Linked DNA regions of Homo sapiens: regions 2 and 3 are each linked to region 1. Evidence: chromatin loops called from intact Hi-C (ENCODE). Cell type or tissue: HepG2. All regions are shown on one strand. Region 1 holds the start of LOC124900480 (a long non-coding RNA gene). Region 2 overlaps TAFA5 (TAFA chemokine like family member 5). Region 3 overlaps TAFA5 (TAFA chemokine like family member 5).

What was found. A loop is a pair of places that touch in the nucleus more often than their neighbours do. Peaks named below come from ENCODE experiments on the same cell type or tissue, not always from the same donor. Only the 100,000 strongest peaks of a DNase experiment are listed, where the experiment ranks them.
Region 2: a loop joins it to region 1, with 8 times the contacts of the local background. A loop is called at or near these places in 7 of 110 quality-filtered maps.
Region 3: it touches region 1 in a loop (6-fold over the local background); 2 of 110 quality-filtered maps call a loop at or near these places.

What each region holds. Positions count from the first base shown.
Region 1 is chr22:48,573,208-48,578,207 of GRCh38, reverse strand. The region is part of intron 1 of TAFA5 (TAFA chemokine like family member 5); the gene reads right to left. It overlaps LOC124900480 (a long non-coding RNA gene), which reads right to left and starts at 1,168. Exons shown (of 2, transcript XR_007068144.1): 1 at 539-1,168. RefSeq lists an enhancer at 556-1,062. In HepG2, CTCF peaks have their summits at 665 (motif pointing left), 1,274 (motif pointing left) and 2,931 (motif pointing left); a DNase peak (open chromatin) is centred at 2,947; H3K27me3 peaks cover 1,110 bases.
Region 2 is chr22:48,703,515-48,708,514 of GRCh38, reverse strand. TAFA5 (TAFA chemokine like family member 5) reads right to left here. Exons shown (of 4, transcript NM_001082967.3): 3 at 671-798. Among named protein-coding and RNA genes, the nearest start is that of MIR4535, 74 kb to the left of the region's middle. In HepG2, no CTCF peak of the experiment used is centred here; DNase peaks (open chromatin) are centred at 2,964 and 3,114.
Region 3 is chr22:48,661,132-48,666,131 of GRCh38, reverse strand. The region is part of intron 2 of TAFA5 (TAFA chemokine like family member 5); the gene reads right to left. Among named protein-coding and RNA genes, the nearest start is that of MIR4535, 120 kb to the left of the region's middle. In HepG2, a CTCF peak has its summit at 2,616; a DNase peak (open chromatin) is centred at 2,641.

The DNA of each region.
Region 1 (5,000 bases):
GGGCACCTGGACCTCAGAGAAACACTGAAATTTTCACATACACGCCCTTTCCGCAAGCCAATCCCCCAGAGACTTCGAGATCAGCCAGAGAGGCAGAGAACTTGCAGCGCGAACACAAACAGGCCCAGCAGAGCAGGGACCCCTTTGCCAGGTACCTGGAATGCACCAGGGGTGGCTCCCACAGTCCTGACACGCGACACCAGCAGAGGACAGCCCTCGCGGGCTTGCCTGGACCCAATGACTCCTCAGCAGGAAGGATGGCCTCCCCAGCCCCAAGTGCTACTGCCCTATGGCAGAACCACCCACTCCTGAAGTGGGTCAGCAAGGCAGCAGGAAGAAGTTGGGCCTCCCACCTGGGGAAGGGTCCCCGCAAGCCCGGGCTGGCAGGCCAAGCCCGCAGCAGAGTCCTGGGGTAGCCTACTCTCCCTTCAGACCTGGCCCTCCTCTGTACTAGGTGCCCACATCCAAAAGCAAGGGAGGGAAGTGGACACCAGGCCCGTGGAGGTCACAGGGTCTCGGGCCGGGCTCCTGCACCTACCTGCTTCCCCAGGCCTCCGGCGGCTCATTAATTAGTCAGGAAAGCAGCTGAATGTTGCAAGCCCTTCCTCTGCAGGAACCCAGAACTAATGAGAACCCAGCGCCTTACCAGCCACACAGGCGCCCTCCGGTGCTCAGCCTTCCCAGCGGACCAAGGGGAGCACCAGGCGGAGCTGGCCCAGCCTGTGTGCCAGAGCACTAGTAACCATGAGCAGGGGTGCCCGGGGGGAGGCCAACGCCTCAGTTGCCCCCAGTCTGATATGACAGGCCAGGCTGATCCCGGGGTGCACCGGGAGCCCTGCAAAGGGAGCCTGGCCCTGAAACCAGGAAGTTTCCAGGAGTGTGTCTGGGGTGCCTGGAGCCGACCGACCGCCCATCAGGGGAGGTGTGGCCCTGCCCCCAACCCCCAGTAAGATGCTTCCCAGTACAAAGGGCCTCTCCAGCCACGAGGGTCCAACCGTTATCCTGGGCGCCTCAATAGTCCCAGACTGCCCTGCAGTCCAGCAAAGACCAAGAGAGCAGGGGCAGAACTTGGCGCGGGGACCTGCGCACCCCGGTGACCAAGCCCCTGCTTCCCAAACCTATGGGTCTCTGGAAGGCGGCTTGGGCCCTGGGGAACAGGTGCGCAGGCCGGTTTCCCGACGTCCGCGGGTCCCAGCCCGGCGCCCACCCTGGCGGGTCCCAGCTCCGCTCCCGCCCCAGCCCGGCCGGCCACCGTGGAGCGCTGGTGCCATCTACCGAGGGCCCGGCGGCGTGCGGGCGGGCGCCGCTGCCACCGAGCCCAGTGGGGCAGGGGATGGGAACGGCAGCCTCGGCTTGGGCTGGGGATCCGGGGCGGCGCCAGAGGCACCGAGAACGCAGCGCGCCCCGACCCCGCGCCCTGCCGGTGAGCCCCGATGGGCGCGGGGCAGCGAGATCCGCGGGGGGTCGGGCTCCTGGTAGGGTCGCGCCGCCGGCCGCTCCGGGCCCGCAGTGGCGCTCCACGAGCCTCAGCCGAGCGCGGCGGCAGCGGAACGTGCTGGAAGCCGGGTCGGGCGCCGGAGCCGCCGCGAGCCGGGCAGAGCGCGGAGGACCGGTCCGCGCGCCCGGGGACAATTACCTTCTTTGAGGAACTGCGCGTGGATCACTAGGACGAGGAAGCAGCAGAGCGCGGCCCCTGCCAGTGCCCAGAGCGCCTTCAGGAGCTGCATCGCGGAGTCCCAACTCGGCCGACGCCCCCGAAGTCGCGCAGCGAAGGTCCAGGCGCCGCATCAGCGCCCCGCCGGGTGCAGCCTCCGCGGCCGCCCGCTCGCGCCCTCCATCCGCCGCCAACGCCGCGCTCCGCCGCGACTGGAGGCGCCACTCCGGGAGGCGATTTGTGTCTTTCTGGGCAGGGGGGAGGGGAGCGGGCGGGGGGAGGGGGGCGCCGCGGAGGGGGCGGGCGGGGGCGGGGAGGTTAGCAGAAAGTCTCGGGCCGCGGCGGCCGCCGCTCCGACCACTCGGCCACCATCGCTGGCTGCGGGGCGCCGGGGGGCGGCCGCCGCGGCCCCATGAATCAGCCCCGCCGCCGCCCCCGGAGCCGCACCGCCAGCAGGGCCCGGACGGCGGGCCGCGGATTGCGCAACGGCCGGGCGGCGCGGGGGGGGGGGGGGTCCGGCGCGGCCCCGGCCCCCTCCTCCGCCTGTCGGCCCCCACCGCCCGCTGCTCGGCGTCGCCTTCCTCCTCCTCCTCTTCCTCCGCCGCCGCCGCCTCCTCCGCCGCCCGCGCTCGCTCCGGCCCGGGGCTCAGGGGGCCGCCGCGCCGCCGCCGCCACCGCCGCCGCGGCGGGCCAGGCTCGGGGCCGGGGCTGCGCGCCGGGCGCGGGGCTGCCGCACCATCGCCGCCGCCGGGGTCCGCGCGGCCCGGCCGAGCCCGCGGCGATCGAACTTGCGCGGCCCGGGGCTGGCGGGCCGGTCCCCACCGGACGGTGCCGGCCTCTGCGCTCCCAGCAGCCCGCGCCTCCGCCGCCGCGGCCGGGACTAGGTCCGGGCCCACCGCGCCCCTGGGCTGCCCACGCTGGGCCGCCGCTGCCGGTGTCGGTGCCGGTGCCGGTGGCTGCCGCGCCTACAGGTGGGGCCGGCGACGCTGCGCGCCTCGCCGCCCGCGGGACGCCGCTGCTCCGGCCTGGAGGCGCGCGCCCGCCCGCTCGGCTCGGCGCCGGCTCCTCGGGGGAGGCGGCGGGAGGGGGAGCGCGGCGCAGTCGCTGCCGGCCCAGGTGGCCGGGCCCGCGCAGCCTCGGACTCCGGCCCGCGCCCGCCGCCGTCTGCGCTCCTCCCGGCCGCGGAGCCGCGGATGCGCACTGGGCCGCGAGGGACCCCGGGGACCCCGCCCTGCAGCGCCCCCGCCTGGCGCGCCGGCGGGTCAGGTGGGGCCGGCCCAGCCGAAAACTGCGGGTCGGGCTCCACCTAGGTGCGCAGGGGCCTCACTGCAGAGCCGGCCCTGCTGGCGCGGGAGACCGGACGCGGGGCCTCGAGTGGCGCCCAGCCTCCCTCGCACCCAAGGCCCCAGGAGAGACAGGGAAACCCCAGGCCCAGGTACCGCCCCAGCCGGGCCCGACCAGCGGCTGGGAGGGCTCGGAGGAGGCTGGTCCCGCGGCTTCTGAAAACGGCACATCTGCCTGGAAACACACACAAACACACTCACACCTGCCCCTACTGTGTACCACCCTCCAGCCAGCTGCCCTGCACCCAAGAGCGTGGGCGCACTGTTAATGCCCACGTTCCGTTCCAGAGGAAACAAACGGATGCCTCCCTGCACTGCCTCCCTTCCCGCCTCTAGGAAGAAAGGGTCTTTGTTTTAGGCCACTTTTGCTCCCCAACCCCGCTCCCCAGAGCAGGGGGCACAGGTGTCCTCGTCAGGGGTTCGCCCCAGAGCCCAGTACCAAGACCAGTGTGGTGGGCCTCAAGGTATTTTTGCCTGAATTGAATTTGAAATTCAATTTCAAATGACCAGAAAAGAGCAGTGGGCAGGAATCGGGGCCTAAGCTTCCTGGGACCCTGAACCTCTCTCCTGACCTGTGCAGGGTGGGGGCAGTGCTGGTGCCCGCGGTGCATGTGGTTCACATGAAGGCTGTCTCCTCCTTGCACCAGTATTGACGTGCCAGGAAGGGAAAGAGGCCTGGCCCTGAAGGGCTCTTGGAGGTCAGATAGATCAAGGCAATCAGTATGCATCTGGGGAAACTGAGGCTTATAGAGGCATGGTGACTGGTCTAACATCAACTAAAAAGTCAAGGGCAGAGTCAGGACCAGCCACTAAGCTTGATGCTGTCTGCCTGACCTGGCTCGCGGTGCCCAGCAGCCGGCCAGGGGAGAGGCCATCCACGAAGCAGTTCTTCACCTCTGGCTCATCACCCTCCACCTGCCCCCGAAAACATCCAGGAGAGACAAGAATGTCCCATCCAACTCCTCTCACCTAAAGGAGTGGCCCCAGCCTCACACCAGCCAAGCAACTAAGCAGCTGTGGATCTGCCCTGGGAGGGACTAGCCATTCTCTCTGCTCAGGCAATCCCCTTCAAAACCCCATTTCCTATAAGCACCCCACTGTTTCCTGCTCTCCACCCCTAGACATTCTCTAGGAAAGATCTAAGGTAGCAGCTCCTCAGGAACCCACCCTGCCTGGCTCGCAGAGCCTGACCTCCAGCAAGGTCGTTGGCCTTCATCCCTCACCTGGCACAGGGCTCCCCAGTCAGAGGACTCGGGGGTCTTCTGGGTGCTTATCACATGTGCTCACCCCTGGCCCCCAAAGGGACCTCAATCAGGAGAGAGAGCCTGCCCTTGACACTCACTGTGTCCCCAATCAGGTGCATATCATTTGAAATTCTGAAAATAGAAAAGTGTGCTACGTTCACCAAGGGAATATTTAAGAACTACAATTGGAAGATCCTTCTGTAAAGAGAATTAAAGAGGATAAAGGAGAAAAAAAAGAAAGTTCATAAATAGAGGCAGGCCCACCAATTCACTTTCAACAGGTGGGACAGGAGGACCTCCATACCTAATGTTGGGGGACCACCATCACACTTCTCCGGGCACCAAGGCTTCCTGTTAGTAAATGCATGTGGCATTGCTTACACTTTTAAAAGCAATCACAGCTGCAAACTCAAGAACCTCGTGTAGGGCTTCCGAAGAGTGAGTTAACAGTGCAGACCAAAGAGGCCCTGGGTGCCATTGGGAAGTCAGCTCCAGATGGCAGTGTGAACACCTGAACCAGATAAAACCAACACACATCTCAGGAGGAGACACCTAGGGTTCTCATTGACATGACAGGAAAAACCCTTTACAAATACTGAAACCATTACTGTGTTGGGAATCAAAATGCTAATCAAAATCTAAGCAAGCCAGAAAGGGTGAGGGGGTCCTGGGCCCAGTCTCTGGACAGAAGAGAAAAAACTGTGGTGGGAACCAACAGAAGGATGCCCACATCCTCCCGAGAAGGTGAAACAAACCAGG
Region 2 (5,000 bases), 130 kb before region 1:
GTGGCATGCCTGGAGGCGCCGCCTTCAGAAAAGGCCCATGTCCACCCGGCGTTCCCCAAGCTCCCGCCCTTGGGAAGAGCAGCTCTAGAGACCCAGGTCAGCCGTGGCTTTGGGAGGGCGGGGTGCACTGCATGCCCCACTCAGGGGGACAGAGAGGAGCTGAAGGGCCCTCCGGGTCTCTGGTGTGAGCAGCCACCAGGCCAGGCCCAGGGACGGAAGGAGCACACCTGGACGGAACCTGAACCTGGCCCTGTCTCCACAGAACCCCCGCCGTGCCCTGGGGGAGTTATCAGAAGTTCATCTTCAGGAGGGGCGGATGCCTCCTCCAGCCTGCAAAATCACGGGCACATCAGTCCCGGAAACAAGACGGCTCTAACCAGGGGGTTTCGAGACCTGGTCAGTGATCTGACTTCTGGGCTGACCAGCCTTGCAGCTGGTTCTGCATCCAGCTCTCAGCCCCCATGTACTCACAGACCGTCTGCCCCAGGACAGATGGTCAGGAATTTAGCACCAGAGAGGGAGGTGGGGGAGGAGACAGGGCCCTGGCCTCTCTGCATGAGGATGGAGTGAGCAGCTGCCACCTGTCCCCGCGGAGCCCGGGTGGCGTCGGAGGCCCGCACACACATACCCCCTCCCCAGCACACCCACGAGAAAGCCGAGGGCCACATACCGTGGTGGTCTTTATCCTCCCGCCGGGCTGCGTGCACGTCCAGCCTGACCGGTTGATTAACAAGTCGCAGCCTTCCCCCTCCAGACACGGAAGCATGTCACACCACTGCTTGGTCTTGATGATTCTTGCTGTGGGAGAAAAGAGAGAGGCAATCAGCGTGCTACTCTCATGGATCGTGAGGGTGTTGCTGAGGGCACCTGGGTCCTGGCACTGGCTGGGGGGGCCCTCAGGCAATGCCCGGCGTGGCTCCACCCAGGGACCCTCACACAGGGACACTGGGCCCAGGGGCTTTGCCAGCTTCCTGGTCTCCTGGTTTAGTGCTTGCTCCCCAAGTCCCGCTCTGCCATCGGCCAGTCGTGGAGCAGCAAGCAATGATCGAGGGAGCTAGAGACATGTCTGTGAAGCAGAGCCATGGCCCCTCCTGCAGTGTGGCTGCCTCACTGTCTCTTGTCTGGAATCCACTTGAGAGCCAGAAGAAGGCAGGAGGAGGGGGTTCCCAGTCAGGACATCCTCAGATACAGCGAGGGCAGCCTGTGCACAGGGAGGTAACCAAAGGGGAACAAGGGGGCCCAGGCTTGGAGCTCAGAGTGAGGCCAGGCTGGAGATGGGGAGTCGATTTCCCATCCTTGACTGGAGGATTTTACAACCACCCCTGGCCCCCATCCTACTCCCGCCTCGTCTCATCTGCAGATGCCCGGCTGACCCCTGGGGCCGGCCCAGCACCAGCCATGTCAAGCCTCCAAGATTAAAGGATGTGAGTCCTTGTGATGGCCCTTGGACAGGGCAGGGGGCAGGGCAGGGCCAGGTGGATGGGGGCACTGGCTCCCCACCAGCACAAGGACTCTGAAGCCCACATTAACTCCTCCCATGCCAGAGAGAATTGCATTTTCTCTCTTCCCTGGAGGCCCACCCTATTTTGTGGCTGTAGGTGTTAGGCAGACTGGAGATTACTCTCCACCAGAAAGCACGAGAAGGACTTCATGGCGGAGTAAAAGCTGATTGTATTAACATAACCTTCGCTGCGGGAATCTCAAAAGAACGATTAGTCATTTCTCAAACTGGGAAAAAATATGTCCTTCCTAATGCACACATAATTACTTTTATAAAAATTGGACCTACAAACAGGGGTTGCCATCCAGTTGAAAAACGTAGGCATTCAGATCAGATACCAAACACCTGCCCGGCAGTATTTTAGTTCAAGGTTAAGTTATAAACATGCACACTTATATACACAGGATTCTACCACCGACTTCAACCCTATGGCGGGAGATTAGGGAGAACTTTGCATCTTACATGAAAAAGAAGTTTGAAAGTTTGGGTCCGAGGCTCTAGGAGAACGGATGAAGTCACATATCCCCACTGCACTCGCTGGTGAGAGCCAGGCACCCCACTCTACGTGCCAAGTGGATGGACTGCATGTGGCTCGCTTCATGCCAGTGCTGGGAGGGCCAGGGTGGGCCTTTTCCTCCCCTTCCTCGCCCACTCACAGTTCCTCGGGGTCCTCACTGTTCCGAGTTCCTCGGGGTCCTCACTGTTCCGAATAGAGGCTTGGAACTCATCTTGTTGGATGTGGGCAATGCACGCATGAAGCCCCTTCCTGTTTTCCTTTGGGTCCCTCCTTCCTGGGGCTCAATGTTTGATGGGTCCACTGGCCCCAGGATGCAGAGAACCCAGTGTCTGGGCTGCCTCAGTTGCCAGCCCTGCAGAGTAGGGAAGGCCTCTCTGTCACCCACACCAGGCCCAGGCTGCACAGACACCCAGGCCCAGGGCAAGAGTGGCCCCCATGGCCCCCAGCCCCCACCTCCCGTCTGCAGCCCCGGTCCCTTTCACGAAGCTCCAGAGCCCTTGGCTTCCTCCTCTCTCCTGGGTTTTCTATTCCATGTCACCTCTTTTCCTTTTTTTAAATAAAGAACACAACTCTCAATGTGCATAAACCAGAACTGTAGTTCCCCAGGATACCTGTTTACTTGAAAACCTGAAAAAATTTCCAAGATTCCTCGCCATAGGAAGGATATGACAACTACATAAACAGTTGTGCAAATGCACGTGTGTGCACACATGTGTGCTAACATACCGTCCTCCAGACGGGCAGCGGGCTGGCTTCATGGCTATGCAAACAGGCTGCTGCACACGGCTCCAGGTATAGGAGGGCCACCGCTTGGACAACGCTCTGCAGTTCCCAAGTCTTGAAATTCTGAATAATTTTTAACAAGGGCCTTGCATTTCATTTTGCACAGGGTCAGCCAATCATGCCGCTGGACCACAGGCAGTGGCTGTTCCTATAGGAGCAGTGGGCAGCAGAGGACAGGGTCCTGGGGAACAGCTCACTCCTCACCCCACGAGGGCACAGGCCCTGGGGTCATCGCAGGGGAGGCAGGTCTGGGAGGTCAGGGGCCCTCTGGAAGACAGACAAAGGGACAGCATCCCAGGCAGAATGAATGGGTTCTCGTCCTCAGTTCCGACAAGGGGGGAGGAGCTGCCTGAAGCCTGCATGACTGCAGTGGAGAGGAGTCTGAGATGGGCTGGTCATGCCTGCCACAGCACCCACGGCAGAGGACGCTGTGGGGTGCTGTGTCCCAGCCAGTCCTGCCCCACCCCACCCCCGGCACCTTCACACCCACAGCCAGGGAGGCAGGCGTCCACCAGCCGGGCATGGCTACCCCCAATCCCTTTCCAGGTCAGTGCTAGGGATGCAATATCCTCTCAGTGCAGCCTCACCCCTGGATTTGGAGATGGGGCCTTCAGAAGGTGAAGAAGGTTAGATGAGGCCATGAGTGTGGGGCCCTGATCTGCCAGGATTCCTGTCCTTAAGAGACTCCAGAGAGTTCAAGCATGTGTGCTCGCTGTCTCTCTTTCTCTGTCTCTCTCTCTCTCCCCTCCCCAGCCCCCTGCACCATCTCAGGACACAGCAAGCAGATGCTGCCTAGAAGCCAGGAATCAGATCCTCACCAGGAACCAAACCTATCAGCACCATGATCCTGAATGTCCAGCCTCCAGAACCGTGAGAAAATAAACGTGTGTTGTTTAAGCCCCTCAGTATGCGGAGTTTTGCTACGGCAGCCTGAGCCGGCTGAGACAGCCAGGAGACCAGGAGACATGGGAACATCCCTCGTTCACCTGAAGAGTCAGGTGAGGAAACTCCAGCTGAGAATCAGTGTCTCCCTCCGAGAAAAAGCAACTGTGCTCCTTGCCACTAACATGGCACGTGGGGATAGGGAACCCCCCGGCTTCCCAGGGCGACTCCAGGAAGAACAAGCCACCCAGGCTGCAGCTCCCAGGCCCTCAGAGGGTCCCAGCCACCTGCTGCACGTCCACCAACCCCGAGGGACAGCGCTGAGAGAGGGGATGGCGCCATGAGTGGGGATGGCCGGAATCTGTCATGCGTCTTCCCGGGGCCCCTTTTCTTGTCTGTTCTATTCCTGCAGAAAGCCACCAGCAGCTGTGTCTCCCATCCCTGATGCATCGTGTTGGGTAACAGTAAATATGGTAGAAAATCTCAGACACCCACAAACACGAACCTTAAACCCACGAGGAAGCTACAGGATGAAACACACATGCCCCAGTAGCAGAAATCCCCTTGCAATGCCTGAGAAAAGAGCTGGACAAATTACAGAAAGCATCGTGTGTGTGTGTGTGTGTGTGTGCGCGTGTGTGTTGAGGGTGTGTTTCTCTAGCACCAACACTGAAGGACATGAAAGGAAGAGGCTCCAGTGTGGCTTAAAAGAAATCCCCACGTGGGCTCCCATCCACCCCGTACCATGGCGCCCAAGGTAGTCTTTAGTGCAATGTGGCTCCTGCTCTCATCTTGAGCTGAACGGGGCCTCAGAAACCCCCTGGGGTCCCCAGTGCCTGTCCTGTTCTGCCCTAACAGCCAGAAGCAGGGACTGGGCTGTCTCAGGTGAAGTGAGCCCTTCAACTGCAACAGGGAGATGTTTCTGCATCTGCCCGGGCCAGTTCTGGCACTCTCTGCAGCACAGGGCAGGGCCTGGGCCAGCAGGAGTGGGGTTGGCACAGACCAGAAAACCCGGGCAGTGTGGGTGGTGTCCGAGGGCAGGTCCTGACCTGCCTGCAGGGCAGGCTGTGAGAGGGTGGACAGGAGGTGGCCTGGGCCCAAATCCTTCACTACCGAGCTCAGCTGGGACCTCATGCCCACCACGAAGCTCATGCTCTGGGCTGGGAAATCCCGGGAGAAGGACGCTGAGGGTGGATACGGCGCAGGCCACAGCGCACTACCCAGCACAAGGCTCGGCTGGCCAGAACCTACAGGCTGTGTTGTTGGGGCCCTCTCGGTCAGGCTAGGATGCAAGCCACCAGAGCTCACTGGGACTGT
Region 3 (5,000 bases), 88 kb before region 1:
CACAGTGGCCTCTGCAATGCTGAGTATCACACCAGGCCCCTCTTCTGCCAGTCAGGCCATTAGAAAGACCACCAGGCCGGGGACCTCTCCCAGTCCCCACCCTCCTGGAGCCAGGCCAGGCCCCTCGTTCCCATGGGAGGGGTAGGAGGCCAGGGCTAGGCTGGATGCAGGGTGGGGGCGATGGGGGCGTTGGGGGCAGGTGGGGAGCAGCTATCTACCTCCCCACTGCGAATCCCACCCTGCGATGTTCAAGCAGGCGGCCCAGGGAAAAGGAAAACAGAGAGGGCCCTGGTTCGTTAGCGTTCTCGGGAGGGCGCCTGCCGCTAGATAGGAATCTGCGTGTGATCTCAGCTCCGGCTTTCAGCGGATGAGACATAAAAGATAATTAGCTAATTAGATATAATATATTCAGGGATGAGACCCAGTCTTCCATTCTGTCTCTCTAAAGTGTTTCAGAACTTTACATAAAACCATTATGAGTGAAAGGCTAGAACTTTTCAATAAATGATGTTGGATCTGTCGGGTCTCCATGTGCAGAGAAAAAAAATGTGCCTTGAGATCCATCTCATACCACATGGAACTTAATCAGAAACGGCTGGTAGACCCAACTGTGTGATGTAAGGCTGGAAAGCTGGGACAAGAACGCGAGAGAACGTCTCACGGCTTTGGGGTAAGATGACGTTTCCCACACAGAATGCAAAACACACGACCTGGAAGGGAAAAGATGAATCAATTCGACTTAGCTAACATTAAGAATTTCTGCTCATCAAAATGTACCATTAAGCAAATAAGAAGGCCAGCCACAGAATAAACACAGGCTTGAATGGAGCATATAGGAAGAGCTCCTGCAAATTATTTAACAAAAGGACCAGCAACTCAATAAACATGAGTGGAAGACGCAAATGAACACTTCATAAAAAGCAGCTATTGGGCCACTCCAGACGGCTGTAGAGTCATGCCCAGGATCTTGACGCAGCAGAAAAAACCAAGTCCACGAAACACCGTAGGCTCAGCAAAATGGCTGAAATTAAACACACTGACCATCGCCGGTGCTGGAGGGACCATGACGCACACAGAACATTCATGGACTGCTGATGGCACGTGACATGATACAATCGCTTTGAGAAACACTCTGCAGGGCCTACCGTGGCTAGGTCACAGCCCTGCCACTCCAAGGCGAATGCTGGAGATAAGTCAGTGGACACAGCCACTCGGAGACGTGCACCAAGTATGTTCACAGCAGCATCACGCAGAATGACTAAAAATTCAAAAGAGCCTGTACGTCTACCGTCCTTGGCACAGACAGATAGATGGCGGTACAGGGACATTTTATACAGCAATGAGAGTATCAGATTGTCACCACACATGACAGCACGGGCGGCTCTCACAGACGTAACGAGGGAAAGGATCCAAGTCCAAAAATGAGGCCTACTCCCTGCTTCCGTTGATGGGAGGTTCTGAAACAGGCAAACCTGCAGTGACAGAAGTTAGGGCTCTGGTGAGCCAAGGGGAGGGGTGAGATCGGGCCAGGAGGGGTGAGATCAAGGTTTGCACTTACAATTTCCAATTTGCCTGTATAGATGTGTCAATGAAATATTTTTTTAAGTTACACTTTAAAAAAGAATAGTCACCTATTTTGGGCTTCTAAGCCCAATTTAAGATCAAGCAATCTCTTCAGAATATGTCTACACGCATATTTTGTAAACCAATAGAATTGTACAGACGTCGTTTCACAAGGGTCATCAAAGATGGCCTGATGATGAGGGAAGATCATTTCACGAGACACGACTACATTTACTGAGCCAAGGTCTGGGGGACTTTCCTTACATCATTCAGGCATCAGAGGCAACATTCAAAGGAGATGCAGCAGCCCCCCATTATTCACAAGTGATACACCCCCAGACCACCAGTGGCTGACTGGAACGGCAGAGAGTACCAAACCCAGCTGCCATCAATCAAAATCCATTTCTGTTCATGTATTCCATCCACAAACTGAACGCCTTTTCCATCTTAACTATGCACTTTTTATACACCGTGGCCATAACTTTTGCAGTCTGGGGTGCAACAGCAAAGCCAGCATGAGGTCTGTTTCCTTCATGGATAGAAGATTTTTTACTGTAGATCTTAGCAACCTCAGCATGTGATTTTTTTCCTTTCCTTATGAAGTTGAGAATTCTCATCTTTTCACTTAAAGGAAGCACTTCACGGCTTCTTTCTGGCATATCTGAATTGCCAGCATCACCCGTGCTCTTGCACTTTGGGGCCATTATTAAGAAAAATAAGGGTGTCTTGAACACAAGTACTATGATGCCACGACAGTCCGTCTGATAACCAAGACGGCTACTTAGTGACTAATAGGCAGCTGACTTGGACAGTGTGAATATGCCAGGAAAAGGGAGGGTTCATGGACCGGATGGGACAAAGTGGAATGGCGCAAAATTTTTGTCATGCTACTCAGAATGACGTGCAATTTAAAACTTACAAATTACTTATTTCTGGAAATTTCTATTTAATATTTTTGGACTACCTTTGACCATGGGTAACTGAAACCACAGAAAGCAATGCTGTGTGCTTACCTCTGAACAAGTATGCCTGCAATTTTAGTTTCCTGCCACCAGGTGGTGATAGAGACAGAGTCAGCTGGGTAAAATCATGCTTGCAAAGGCCCTAAGTCACCGTGTGCCGGCTGCTGCACTTTGCCCTTTGCCTACAGTTGCGTCTCCCCTCGTCACCAGTGGGAAGGTGACTGGTCCAAGGTGACTTTGGCAGTGAGGCACAGGACCTATAAAGATGCAGGCCACTTAACCCCAATGTGGCCCCTCAGCCCACTCTAGTGCCCCCAACTGCAGGGTCTGGCTTGACCTTGAGAAGCAGCACCCCGTTGACATGTCCATAACTCAGATTAGAAATATCCTTCCCTTCCCAATGGTAAATGAAACCTTTGTTAAGTCACCTGGCTCTAAAATGAGCCAGAGACACTTAAAAATGACAAAAAGTTAAAGCCAAAGAAAACCGCAGCTAAGACACCCAGGGGCCCAGCACCCTGCTCATCCAGCCACCCTGCGTCCCGGAGCATCCCAAGCATCCCCACGTCCCTCCTGCAGCTCCCGCTCCCATCAGTCAGGCTCTGCTCCTGTGGGAGGCATGAGCTGCCAGATCTGCCGAGTGGTCTGAATGATTAAAGGAGACCTTTATTCACCTCTCGGGCTCCCTGCGTGGGAGGTCTGCTTCCTTCCACAGGCAGCCTCATAGGGAGGGCAAGGATTGGGGGAGGCCACCATTGCAGCTGCGACAGCGGGTAGGCCAGGATGGCCCCTCTGTGGGCTAGTGGGTGCCCATCGCCTAGGGCCCTGTGTCCTCAGCTGCCGCCTCAGTTTCCCTGGTGACCTCAACACTCCCACACCCAAGCAGGCTTGCCAGTCTGACCTGCTCCCAGCCTGTGTCTCTCACTCCGTGCCTGCTGGACACCTGCTCCGGTGAGCTCGCACCAGCCGGGGGGCAGAACAGATGCTCCACGTGTGCCTGGGGCCTCCTGGGGTGGACACAGAGCATCGCTGCACATACACCCAGGCCTGGGTTCAGCTCTGCCCTCCACACGGTCTCACACCTCTACTGGAGCCCCACCGCCTGGGCCCTTGAATCACCCCCATCACACACTTCCCCACGCGACCACAGTCACTGCCACTTTCTGCCCAGCCTGACCTCTGCAGACTCCTCTTGCTGCCCTGAACTTATGGTCCAGAGAGCAGCAGAGAGATTTTTGTAGAAGGCCATCAGAGTGATCCGTCACCTTCCTGGCACCCCCGAGGCTCCCGGCAGGTTTGAATCAACCATGTCCTCTGGCCTGCAGAGCCCCTGCCCAGGGACCAGCCTTGACTCCCTGCACCATGCCAACCTCCAAGCCTTGTGCTCCCGCCATGTTCCTGTGAGCTCCTCCCGCTGTCCCCACAGGCACCAGGCACATCCTCACCACCCAGGCCGAGCCCCAGCCCCACGTCCACCTGGAGCTGGCTTCCAGGTATTCACAAGGCCAGAGCCTTCTGGATTTGCAGGTATCAGCCACAACACCAGCTTCCCAAAGTGGGCACCCCAATGAGCCCCCAGTCACCATCTCCCCAAAGTAGGCACCCCAATGAGCCCCCAGTCACCATCTCCCCAAAGTGGGCACCCCAATGAGCCCCCAGTCACCATCTCCCCAAAGTGGGCACCCCAATGAGCCCCCCAGTCACCATCTCCCCAAAGTGGGCACCCCAATGAGCCCCCAGTCACCATCACCCCTGTGGATGTCTCTGCAGGCTCCCAGGCTCCCAGGCCCCCAGTTCATTTCTGCAGACTTGTGTATTTGTCTTTTATTGGCCTTTTCCATCCCACTGTGTCTCCAGAGCCCGGAGGTTCCCAGAGCATTACTCACAAGGATGTGCAGGGAGGAGGACGCTGTCCAGGAGGGTGGGGGAACGAGCCCCCGGCATCTCCTCCAAATCTGGCACCCACTGCCATACGCTGCCCCCTCTCTGTTCCCTGCTGCACTGTCCCCATAGGGCGGGACCAGGCCTGGGCACTGATCAGTGTCCAGCAGGCTCTGAACCCAGGGAGATGAGCAGAATGTCTGACTACTGACTGGAAACACGCCATAAGGTGTCTTTGGAAAGACGCAGACAAACCCTCGGGGCACCGGCTCATCATGCATGGTCAGGAGGAAAGAGCCTCCAGTTTCCCCTCATCGGGGCGAGTTCTGCGGCCGGGGTTCGAGGCCTGCACACCATTCAGCCCAGCCTTCTTCTGTAAACGTGGGAAGGGCACAAGGAGAGAGGGCTGGGGCAAGGTTCCAGCAGGCAAGACGTGCCCGAGGCGGCTCGGGGCCGAGGGTGGGGCATGGGGAATGTCCCTCTCTGCGCTCTGGTGGGACACTGTGCCAGGTGGCCACAGACCCTGACCGTAGGGCCAGCAGTACGCCAGTGACCCCAACTGCAGTGTGGACTACACAGGGGTCCAGACGATTT